Regions from separate parts of the Homo sapiens genome. Here region 2 is linked to region 1. A link is a contact called in ENCODE Hi-C or POLR2A ChIA-PET data. All regions are on one chromosome and are shown on one strand. The core of a region is the stretch at or near the end of the contact, and the rest is flanking DNA. Distances in the headings are between cores, read along the strand shown.

Region 1 (6,363 bases), core at 1,830-4,329:
TTTGTAGAGATGGGATTTCGCCATGTTGCTCAGGCTTGTCTCGAACACCTAGGCTCAAGCAATCCACCCACCTTGGCCTCCCGAAGTGCTGGGATTACAGGTGTGAACAACAGCGCCCAGCAGATAGTACAACTCTTAAACAAAGAAAACTATTGAAGATATACAAAGGAGTAAGAATGAAAGAGAACAGCCTGGGTGCAGTGGCTCATGCCTGCAATCCCAGCACTTTGGCAGGCCGAGGCGGGCGGATCACCTGAGGTCAGGAGTTCAAGACCAGCCTGGCCAACATGGCGAAACTCTGTCTCTACTAAAAATACAAAAATTAGCCAGGCGTGCTGGCAGACGCCTGAAATCCCAGCTACTCAGGAGGCTGAGGCAGGGAGAATCGCTTGACCCCATGAGGTGGAGGTTGCAGTGAGCCAAGATCGCACCATTGCACTCCAGCCTGGGCGACAGAGCAAGACTCCGTCTCCAAAAAAAAAAAAAAAAAAAGAATTGAAGAGAACAATAACAACAAAATGAATAAATAAAATGACCCAGAAGATGGAGAAATAACCTGTGGTACCAATCAACAGGGTTGTTGCTAGGACAGGTACTCAACTTGAAAAGGAGGAAAAGACAAAGTTAAGATGAGAAAGAATAATTTAAGATAAACACATATATTTCCAGATGAAAATTACAGTAACCAAATTCTCCACTGTTGGAGAGGTTATTCTATAAAATTAATTTAATTCCTAGGATGATCATGAGGATGCTTTATCACATGGATATACTGGCTTGAGAGCTGCATACGAAAAATTTGCATTATCCCTTAGGTTAAAGCAAAATTCATCATCATCTCCCTCCTGAAAACTTATTGCACTTGAAGTTCAGAAGATCTGTAACGTCTTCTTAAAAACACTTAGCTGTCTTTGGCCTGATGGTTATAGCATTTTCATACACCACCTTCTCCACCCCAGCTCAATCAGATTAATTGTGCTGACAGAATTATGGAAGTGTTGGATCATGGTTGCAGTGCAATGATTCAATCTGTAGTCCCTGGTGCATATTTTTCAGTTGAACATGTGAAGTAGAAAGTTCAAGGTGGTTGGACAAGTGCCGAGGTATTGCATGACTGACAGTGAACCTGGATTTCAGTACAGTACTTTTTAAAATTTAAATTGCTTTGATAATGGCAAATGCCAACTGAGCAAGGTGGCTCATGCCTGTAATCCCAGTACTTTGGGAAGTCGAGGCAGAAGGATCACTTGAGGCCAGTAGTTCAAAATCAGCCATAACACACTCTAAACTCATTTCTGTAATGTGGAATAATCAACAATCAGTGGGACTTTTACAAGGGTAAAGTCGGAAATAGAATCTTTCAACTGAATTTAGTTTAAATAACCCCTCCTTATTTGCACTAGTTGCTCTTCCAAGTCTGGCAGACGTTCCTGACTCTAGAACAGATCATACTGTCAACATCCCCTCATGATGAGCATGTGACTCTGGGCCAAAGACAAGTTTAAAACCATTTCAAGACCTGTTCAGTTTATGTCATGCTTCTTCAACACTAATAATCTCAATAATTTTTTATCAATCCTACTTCAATAACTAGGAGTAATTGATCCTACCTTGTCAGCGAGAAGAATGCTTCCATCTCTGGTAGAGGCAATTGTTTATTTGCCTTTCCTAATTTTTGTAAAGATTCAATGCCACTTAAGCCCAGGGTCTTTTTGTCTACTACCATCAGACAATCTGTATTACAGCACACAATCTAATTAATTCTCAGGTAATGGCCCTCTCATCCCAGAATCTACAAAGCATTTTTCTTGAAAGGTCGTATACTATCTTTGTCTCTAAAACCTGGCAATTGATTTGGAGGCAAATTGGAGCAAGGTTAGGAAGCTATGGAACAGCTTTAAGAGTGCTGGATTTGGAGTTAATTTTAGGCTTTATAATTTTTTTAGTAACCTTAGACAATTCACTCCTTTTGTGTCTCATTTCCTAATTCTATAAGATGGAGTACTGCCCCTTCAAAGAGGTTTTACGACGATTTAATGACTTTGTAAAAACACAACTACAGTCTTATCTCCATTTACTATGCACCAAGAGAACCACTTATATGTCTGGGTGCCCGTTATTTTCTGAACAATTCAGGAATCATAATGTGACAAGAAAGAGAATATTTGAAATTGGACCCACGAGGTAAAATCCAGGCAGTATAGGTCATTTTCTTCCTGCTAGCATTCTGTTCTTGCTGAGGCTCACACTCAAAGTCAAATAACCTTTGGGTTATTCTTCCCACCCCCATTTCCCCCCAGATGGAGTCTCGCTCTGTTGCCCAGGCTGGAGTGCAATAGTGGCACGATCTCAGCTCACTGCAACCTCCGCCTCCCGGGTTCAAGCGATTCTCCTGCCTCAGCCTCCCGAGTAACTGGGATTACAGGCGCCTGCCACCACGCCCGGCTAATTTTTGGATTTTTTTTTTTTTTTTTTTTTTTTTAGTAGAGACGGGATTTCAGCATGTTGGCCAGGCTGGTCTCGAACTCCTTACCTCAGGTGATCCGCCCGCCTCGGCCTCTCAAAGTGCTGGGATTACAGGGGGGCGCGGCCAGGTTATTCTTAAACCCACTCCCTTGAAGTACCTGCAAAATGCTCACGTGCTGCTCTCTGGCCCGTTTGGAAACTCAGTCCCGTGAGTAGGACGTCCACCTCATTGGTGGTGTTTAAATATTAAGTGTCAAATGCTAGAGACAGTACAAAACCCACCAGAGGGGGCCTTCCTAACACGTTGGCATAAGGATCCAAACGGAATACGGGGATAGGAGAGGTGACCTCGTGCAGTTTCAGGGAGGAGTCCATCACCTGACTGGACTGGGCCTTTCAGGGGGACGAGAACGTATTTCTTCCAACGAAACCTGAATAACCAGCTATCTGCCTGGGACGCCGCGAGGCAGAAGTAGGCGGGCCCATTGACTTAGTGTCAAGGCGGAGGCCGCGCTTCATGCCAGCGGTCACGGAGGCAGCGGAAAGCCGAGCCAGGCGCCTGCGCGCTGGGAAGAGTAGGTTCAGAGTGCATTCCGGAACCCGGGGCGCGGCGCACTGCGCAGGCGGCCGGACTCCGCTCAGTTTCCGGTGCGGCGAACACCAAAGTCCGGGAACTTAAGCATTTTCGGTTTCTAGGGTTGTTACGAAGCTGCAGGAGCGAGATGGAGGTGGACGCACCGGGTGTTGATGGTCGAGATGGTCTCCGGGAGCGGCGAGGCTTTAGCGAGGGAGGGAGGCAGAACTTCGATGTGAGGCCTCAGTCTGGGGCAAATGGGCTTCCCAAACACTCCTACTGGTTGGACCTCTGGCTTTTCATCCTTTTCGATGTGGTGGTGTTTCTCTTTGTGTATTTTTTGCCATGGTGAGTATCTCGAATGCAAAATTGGGGTGGTAAGGAGCTTAGAGATCATTTGCTCGCTTTTGGGCGGGGAGGGGACTGAATTCCAGAGAGTTTATATATGTCCAAGATCACACAGCTGGTGAGTGGCGCAGTCGGGTGGGTGGGGGAGAAGGACTAGGAGTAAAATGTCCTTCTTTAGCACGTCCGTGGGAGTCTCCAAAGAAGTGTGGAGAAAACTTGGCGTCATATTTTCTCATGATTTGGAATGAAACCAGCTAGGCTTGAGTTCCTGCAGCACCATGAAGCGACCGGAGAAGTTATTTCGCCTTTTGGAGCTTTATTTTTTCATCTGCCATTTGGGACCATTAGTAACCCAGGTCATAGGGGTGTAGTGAAGATTGAGATCGTAGTGATTTGCATGTTGCCTGGCAGTAGTAAGTGCTCAACGAAAGCTATTTTTACTATACAGCTGTTTAACCATGAGCAGACCACGCAGCTGTCTCAAACTAAACATGTCCAAAACTGAACTCTTAACAGCTTCTTACCCAAATTTACTTGCCTTGCAGCGTTACCATTTCAGTAAACGCCAACTTTATCCACCGTTACCTCCCAGAAACCTGAGACACTTTGCCCTTTTCTTACACACATCCACATATCCTAAAACACCAAGTTACAAAATTCTGTAGAGTTTACTTGTAAAACCCATGCTCTCCATTTTCATCGCCACTCGCTCTGAAAAGACAATTCTGGCAGAGGGTAAAGGAAGGGAACTTAAGAGAATAGGGCAGGAGGAAGCAGACACCAAATGGAGATGGTGTTAAGAGACAAGCTAAGGAGAAGCAGTGAGATGAAACAGGGCTCCTATGGGAGAAGAGCAGTGTAGCCCATCTAGACAGCTCTCCTGGACTTTGGAGTTGATTGTTCACTCACTGTTAACTCCTTAGTCACCATGCCTATGAGTTACTTCTGAAATTCTCACTTCTTGATAGGCAGTCACTTCTTCTACACCCCCAACCCCCATCCTATATTTTCACCAAGATTTGGGTGTCTTAAGCCTCACTGTCTCATTTCTTGGATGGTGTAGTAAGTTAGAGAAGACAGAGAGGGCCAGGCACAGTGGCTCACGCCTGTAGTCCCAGCTACTTGGGAAGCTGAAATAGGAGGATTGCTTGAGCTGGGGAGGTCGAGGCTTCAGTGAGCTGTGAACGTGCCACTATACTCCAGTCTGGGAGACAAAGCAAACCCTGTCTCAAAAAAAGGGGTGGCAGGGGAGCGAGAGGGATTAATGGGAGGATGGCAAAAGGGATAGGGATTTCTATAAAATTCTCTGTCAAGCCATTTGTAAAGGGAGAGTTTTACTCTCCCTCCCTGTTTTGGTAGAGACTGATAATCTCAAATACAGTGGGTTTTGTGTGTGTGTGTGTTTTTATGACCTGAACTTTCAGCTCTGGATAGAAAATAGAGGCCTTACAAGAAATGTTCTAGGCTTTTCTTTTTATCAATATGTAAATAGGCATAAAGTGTTAAAAACTGGGAAGATAAAGCACATATTGCTGACAAATACTTGCTTTTTACAGACTTGTTCGCTGATATCTAAATTAAGAAGTTGGTTCTTGAGTGAATTCTGAAAATGGCTACAAACTTCTTGAATAAAGAAGACAGGACTCTCAATAGAAGAATTTCACATCTCCAAGGGACCCTTCCTTTCATTTTACACTTTGTTACTAATTTGCAGAACTCTATTAATTGGGTAGGATTTCACCCATTCCTAGCTAAGTTCTTAAAATTAAACCCTTTGGTTCGTGTTTAAAAACTTTCAAACATCTGATGGCTTTACAGGGGCTGAATATAAAAGCATTTGTACTTAAAGGTCTTGTGTATTCATTAAGAAATATAGTAATGTCTTTTAATGTTTTAAGAGTTGATCAGGGTTTACTATGATGCAAGTAATAGGATGATTAATAAGGGAAGGTTTTTATGAATTCAAAAGTCAATTATTCAAAAGCAGGGAAAGATTTTGAGAGAGGGAACAAAGTATTCTTAGATTGCGTAGAAGCTGCTAGGTTCCAGTTTTAATTTTTAGGTTTAGTTGGACTCTGTTATGAAAAGATAGGTTATGGGTGGGCGACAGGTTGATACAGTCTTAGAAAAAGCAGGTAATATCAAAGTATTGGAAAGCTAGCATGCATGCCCTCTTACCTGGGTATCTTCCCCCTTTTTTCCTTTTAAACTCTTGAGCCTCCTATAACGAAGGATTATGTGTTTCAAACCTATTTTTTTTTTACTGTTTCATTAAGTGTGCTTGTGCCCAAAATATTTACTTGTATAATATCTGTAACTTGCTTAAATACTTCAGCAAAGTCAGCATATTTACTCATTCAACAAATATTTGAGCCAGGCATTATTTTAGACACAGCAGTGAACAAAACAAAAAGGCATTCTTGCCTTCATGGAGCTTACATTCTTATTGTTATTTAAATCTAAATGTTATAAAACAAGAATTTATATTCTAGGGTTGATCAGCTAGTATTTAATCAAAAAGGCCACACTCCCATAGCAGCTACTCTAAGCTGTAGTAGCTAATAAAAAATATTAATGTTGGCCGGGCACAGTGGCTCACGCCTATAATCCCAGCACTTTGGGAGGCCAAGGGTGGTAGATCACTTGAGGTCAAGAGTTGTGACACCAGCCTGGCCAACCTGGTGAAACCCTATCTCTATTAAAAAATACAAAAAAATACAAAAAAATTAGCTGGGCATGTTGGCATGCACCTGTAGTCCCAGCTATTTGGGAGGCTGAGGCACGAGAATTGCTTGAATCCGGGAGGTGGAGGTTGCAGTGAGCCAAGATGGGGCCACTGCACTCTAACGTGGGCAACAGAGACCCTGTCTCAAAAAGAAAATATTCCTGTTAGCCCTAAAGGCTTTACATGAGGAATGGTAGAAGTGGTCTTTTGTTTAAATTAGTTGCATTCAGCATATATGAATTGTCTTAAA
Region 2 (6,363 bases), core at 1,027-3,526, 440 kb after region 1:
AAAAGAAAGAAACTAATAGGAACCACAAGGAATTATCTCTATAATGGTAAAACTAAACCCTTTGGCATTATTCTTTAACCACAGCATTTGGCTCACCCAATACACAATAATACAGGCAGATACAGTAAGATCTTTCATTGCATCTAGTTATTTGAAAGAAAACAATTAAGTTCAATATATATTTTTAGGTAAATCTGAGAAAAGTTAAATATGAAGTCAATATATTAGATACTGTAGATGCAAACTCTTGGTTCTTTTAAAGTGTTTAAGGTCTAGAGCAAACGTTCGCAAACTATGGCCCAGGGGTCATATGGTCTCTGTGGAAACTATTCTGTGGTCTTAGTGCAAAAGTTGCCATAAGCAATATGTGAATGAATGGGTGTGAATGTATTGCAATAAAACGTTATTTCAAAAAGAGGTAACAGCTATATTTGGCCCCTAAGTTTCAGTTTGTTAACCCCTCAGTTAGACTTTAAAAAAAAGGAGAACTAAAGAAATGAATAACTTTAAAAAGTTCTTTGAAATTCTGTTTCTGGATATTAGGGTGTATTAGTCCATTCTCACACAGCTATAAAGAACTACCTGAGACTGGGTGATTTATGAAGAAAAAAGGTTTAATAGGCTTACAGTTCCACATGGCTGGTGAGGCCTCATGAAACCTACAGTCGTGGCTGAAGGAGAAGGGGGAGCAAGCACATCTTCACATGGTGGCAAGGGAGAGAGAAAGAGTGAAGGGGGAAGTGCTGCACAGTTTCAAACAACCAGATCTTGTGGAAACTCTATCATGAGAACAGCAAGGGGGAGGTCCACCCCCATGATTCAATCACCTCTCACTTTGCAATTCAACATGAGATTTGGGTGGGGACACAGAACCAAACCATATCAAAGGGGATATGTTTCAGCAGAAATAAAAACTCCCACAAAGGAGTACTAGTAAACCTAAGAAGTGCTCAACCAACTAGGGCCAGGTGGTGCCAAGATTCCAAAGAAGGGCAAGAGACTGAGAATATGAGCTTTGCTTAGAGATAGAACTGTGCTGGGAGCAAAGAAATCGGCAAAGCCTTGACCATTTTCGTGGTGTTGGAGCAGTCGTTCTCAACCAAGGGTAGTTTTTCCTCCACAGCACATCTGACAATGTTTGGGGACATTTTTGATTGCCAGGTTAGTGTGGGGGTCGGGGAGTGGGAGGGCGTTCCTACTTGGATTTAATGAGTAGAGGCCAGGGATGCAGCTAAACATCCTACAATGCACACAATGGGCTCACACCACAAATAATGAATTATCTGGCCCAAAATGTCAATAATACTGCAATTGGAAAACTATGGGCTACAAAGACAAAACTGGAGACAAACATACACATGCATCAAGGGGTTTATAATTCTTATTCCTGACTTTGGCTCAGATGTTTTCTCAAACCATTTTGTTAGATTCTTACAGTCTCTGGTGTGAAATGTTTCTGTCCCTATTAAATTCTACACATGAAGTGTTGTGAATCAGCTTCACTCTCCTGGGTTCCAATCCCACACCAGCCACATTCATTCTCAGCAGAACACTTTATCATTTACCTTATGATTTGGTTACAATTATCCTACAAACACTCTTTCTACTTTCTTGTTTTCCACATAACTTCACCCATTGTTTTCCTTAATTATAAAAGAGCATCTCTTCTTTATTAAGGAAATGCCTTATCAGTTCTCTTTCCCCTATTCGAATAAAAATCACTTTTTTTAACCGTGCTTTTTCAGGTTATTCTTTCATCTCCCTCCTTCCTCCTGTTTCCAAAGTTTTGAAAGAGTAGTCAATAAGTACTGCATCTACTTGATTATACCCTAGCATCTGTTTCAGTGACTCTGTAAACACTCTCAGCCAAATCTCAACCATAAAACAAAGATCTTTCTTCAGTCATAACCCTTGACACTGTTTAAAACTTCCTGTGTCCTTCTCTGACACTTACCAACCTGATTCTGTCATCTTTTATTGTCCCTTCACCATCCTACCCACTAAATATGCTCCACAAGATTTTAATGCTTCTTGTTTCAATTATCAAACGTGTCTGTTTCAAATCCACCCTTCCATATTCGGCTTTATGGTGCTTCAGCACAAAAATCTCAAATCGCCTTTCTGCTTTGCCAGCTGCTCTATGTCATGTCTGTCAATAGATGGCACTAGACAGAGAGACTGCATTGCCAGAACAGAGAGAGGAGACTTGCTCCTACCTGCTTCCAGTTCCTACCGCAGTGAGTTCCAGTGGCAGCTGCTGATTCCAGTGCGTAGCTATTCCAACACTTGCAGAACCAGTCTCCTCCAGCCTCCTCCAAGACTCCAGCAATAGCTGTGGCAACCCCCTCCTAAGATGTCTGGCCTGGCCCCACAAATTCCCACCTTCAAATTTCCAAGTTTTATTAATTCCAACATATTCCTTTTGTTCCCTCAGACCTCTGGGGGCAAGGTTTGGGGGAGCTGCTTCTTTGAGTTTCTGCCTTTACGATGCCTTGATATTCATATTTGCTTTTCAATTATTTACTAATAGAGCCAGTAATAAATAGAAATATATATAATGTAGCTATCAGTATCTTACTTATTCAACAGGATATTATTGTAACTTGGCCTGCAAAAAACACGTTTCATCTATAAAGACACACATAGGCTGAAAATGAAGGGATAAAAAAAGATATTCCAAGCTAATGAAAGCCAGAAAAAGAGCAGGATTAGCTATATTTATATCAGACAAAACAGATTTCAAGACAGATACCATAAGAAGAGACAAAGAAGATCACTATATAATGATAAAGGGGTAAATTCAGCAGGAGGCTAAAACAATTGTAAATAAATACATACCCAACACTAGAGCACGCACCCGGATATATAAAGCAAATATTACTAGAGCTAACGAGACAGACAGATCGAAATACAACAATAGCTGGAGACTTCAACACCCTACTTTCAGCATCAGACAGATCTTTCAGACAGAAAATCAACAAAGAAACATCAGACTTAATCTGCACCATAGGCTAAATGGACCTAATAGATATTTACAGAACATTTCATCCAACGGCTGCAGAATACACATTCTTTTCCTCAGCACATGGATCATTCTCAAGGATAGACCATATGTTCGGTTATAAAACAAGTCTTTAAAAAATTTAAAATAGTATCAAGCATCTTCTCCGACCACAATGGAATAAAATCAATAATAAGAGGAATTTTAGAAACTGTACAAACACATGGAAATTAAACAATGCTCTCCTGAAAAATTGGTGGGCCAATAAAGAAACTAAGAAAGAAATTTAAACATTTCTTGAAACAAATAATAATGGAAGTACAACATTCCAAAATCTATGGAATACAGCAAAAGCAGTACTAAGAGGAAAGTTTATAGCTATAACTGCCCACATCAGAAAAGAAGAAAAACTTCAAATAAACAAGCTAGTGATGCGTCTTAAATAACTGGAAAAACAAGAGCAAACCAAACCCAAAATTAGTCGAAGAAAAGAAATAATAAAGATCAGAGCATAAATAAATAAAATTGGAATGAAGAAAACAGTACAAAAGATCAATGAAGCAAAGATGGGCACAGTGGCTCATGCCTGTAATCCCAGCATTTTGGGAGGCTGAAGCGGGTGGATTACCTCAGAAATTTGAGACCAGCCTGGTCAACATGGAAAAACCCCTTCTCTATTAAAAACGCAAAAATTAACCGGGTGTGATGGCTTGCGCCTGTAGTCCCAGCTACTGGGAAGACTGAGGCAGGAGAATTGCTTGAACCTGGGAGGTGGAGGTTGCAGTGAGCCAGGATCACGCCACTGCACTCCAGCATGGGTGATGGAGCAAGGCTCTATCTCAAAAAAAAAAGATAAATGAAACAAAAAGTTGATTTTTTGAAAAGTTAAGCAAAATTGACAAACATTAGCAGAGTAAGAAAAAAGAGAGAAGACCCAAATAAATAAAATCAGAGATGAAAAAGGAGACATTACCAAATGATACTGCAGAAATTCAAAGGATTATTAGTGACTACTATAAGCAACTATATGACAATAAATTGGAAAATCTAGAAAAAATGGATAATTTCCTAGACACATACAACCTACCAAGATTGAACCAAGAAGAAATCCAAACCCTGAACAGACCAATAACAAATAACAAGATTGAAGCCATAATAAAAAGTCCTCCAGCAAACAAAAGATCGGGGCCTGAAGCCTTCACTGCTGAAGTCTATCAAACATTTAAAGGACAAATACAAATCCTACTCAAACTATTCCGAAAAATAGAGGAGAAGGGAGTACTTCCACAATCAATCTATGAGGCCAGTATTGCCCTGATATCAAAACCAGACAAATACACATTTGAAAAAAGAAAAGAAAAAGTCCGGGTGCAGGGGCTCACGCCTATAATCCCAGCACTTTGGAAGGCTAAGGCAGGTGGGTCACGAGGTCAGGAGTTCCAGAGCAGCCTGGCCAAGATGGTGAAATCCCGTCTCTACAAAAAATACAAAAATTAGCCAGGTGAGGTGGCGGGAGCCTGTAATCCCAGCTACTCGGGAGGCTGAGGCAGGAGAATCGCTTGAACCCAGGATGCGGAGGTTGCAGTAAGCCGAGATCATGCCACTGCACTCTAGCCTGGGCGACAGAGCAAGATTCCATTTCAAAAAAGCAAAAGAAAAAAAAAAGAAAGAAAGAAAGAAAAGAAAACTACAAGCCAATATCACTGATGAAAATTGATGCAAAAATTCCCAACAAAATACTAGCAAACTGAATTCAAACACACATTAAAAAGATCATTCATCATGACCAAATGGGATTTATTGCAAGGATGCAAGGAATGGTTCAACATATGCAAATCAATCAATGCAGTATATCATATCAGCAGAATGAAGGATAAAAATAATATGATCATTTCAATTGATGCTGAAAAAGCATTTGATACAATTCAACATCCCTTCATGATAAAAACTCTCAAAAAACTGGGGATAGGAGGTATGTACCTCAACATAATAAAAGCTATGTATGATAGATCCATAGCTAGTATCATACTGAATGGGGAAAAATTGAAGGTCTTTCCTCTAAGATCTGGAACACCACAAGGATGCCCACTGTCACCACTGTTATTCAACATAGTACTGGAAGTCCTAGCTAGAGCAATCAGACAAGAGAAATAAAGAGCATCCATACTGGAAGGGAAGAAGTCAAATTATCCTTGTTTCAGATGATATGATCTAATACTTGGAAAAAACTAGACTCCACCAAAATCTATTAGAACTGATAAACAAATTTGGTAAAGTTGCAGGATACAAAATCAACATACAAATATCAGTAGCATTTTATATGCCAACAGCAAACAAAATGAAAAAGAAATCAAGAAAATAATCTCATTTACAATAGCTACAAATAAAATACCTAGCAATCAACCAAAAAAGTGAAAGATCTCTACAATGAAAACTATAAGACATTGATGCAAGAAATTGAAGAGGACACACCAAAAAAATGGAAAGATATTCCATGTTCATGGATTGGAAGAATCAATATTGTTAAAATGTCCATACTACCTGAAGCAATCTACAGATTTAATGCAATCGCTATTGAATATCAATAACATTTTCCACAGAAATAGAAAAAAAAATCCTAAAATTTATATGGAACCACAAAAGACCCAGAATAGCCAAAGCTATCCTGAGCAGAAAGAACAAAACTGGAGGAATCACATTACCTGACTTCAAATTACACTACAGAGCTGTAGTAATCATAACTACATGGTATTGGCACAAAAATAGACACATACACCAGTAGAATATAACAGAGAAGCCATAATAAATCCATACATCTACAGTGAACTCATTTTCGACAAAGGTGTCAAGAACATACATTGGGGAAAGGACAGACTCTTCAATAAATGGTGCTGGGGAAACTGGATATCCATATGCAGAAGAAAGAAACTAGACCTGTATCTCTCACCTTACACCAAAATCAAATCAAAATGTATTTTAAAGACTTAAATCTAAGAGCTCAGCCAGGTGCAGTGGCTCACAACTGTAATCCCAGCACTTTGGGAGGCTGAGGCCGGCAGAACACAAGGTCAGGAGATCAAGGCCATCGTGGCTAACATGGTGAAACCCTGCCTCTACTAAAAATACAAATAAAATAAAATAAAATAAAAAATTAGCCGGGTGTGGTGGCGGGTGCCTGTAGTCCCAGCTACTCAGGAGGCTGAGGCAGGATAATTGCTTGAACCTGGGAGGTGGAGGTTGCAGTGAGTCGAGATCGCACTCCAGCCTGGGTGACAGAGTGAGACTCCATCTCAAAAAAACTAAGAGCTCAGACTATGAAACTGTTTAAAGAAAACATTGGGGAAACTCTCCAGGACATTGGA

The links. A loop is a pair of places that touch in the nucleus more often than their neighbours do. ChIA-PET counts read pairs that join two places held with the same protein, here RNA polymerase II (POLR2A). Pooled maps may share reads with other maps.
Region 2: a loop to region 1 is called in a pooled map, with 2.2 times the contacts of the local background. The contact joins the enhancer-like site here to the promoter of ARLN in region 1. A Hi-C loop is called at or near these places in 1 of 37 single-sample maps with no recorded cell type and 7 of 50 pooled maps. POLR2A ChIA-PET finds 5 or more read pairs at or near these places in 3 of 52 experiments (CD4-positive, alpha-beta T cell, WTC11 and activated B cell).

The regions. Positions count from the first base shown.
Region 1 is chr4:119,297,361-119,303,723 of GRCh38, reverse strand. It overlaps ARLN (allregulin), which reads left to right and starts at 3,079. Exons shown (of 2, transcript NM_001001701.4): 1 at 3,079-3,388; 2 at 4,945-6,363. The coding sequence starts at 3,189. The coding sequence ends at 4,945. RefSeq lists enhancers at 3,106-3,335, 3,436-3,485.
Region 2 is chr4:118,861,109-118,867,471 of GRCh38, reverse strand. It overlaps a transcript of SYNPO2 not described here. Among named protein-coding and RNA genes, the nearest start is that of SYNPO2, 25 kb to the left of the region's middle. RefSeq lists a silencer at 2,090-2,199. Within about 2 kb of position 2,276, at least 2 of the 41 ENCODE cell types and tissues checked have a DNase peak (open chromatin) inside an H3K27ac peak, as active enhancers do.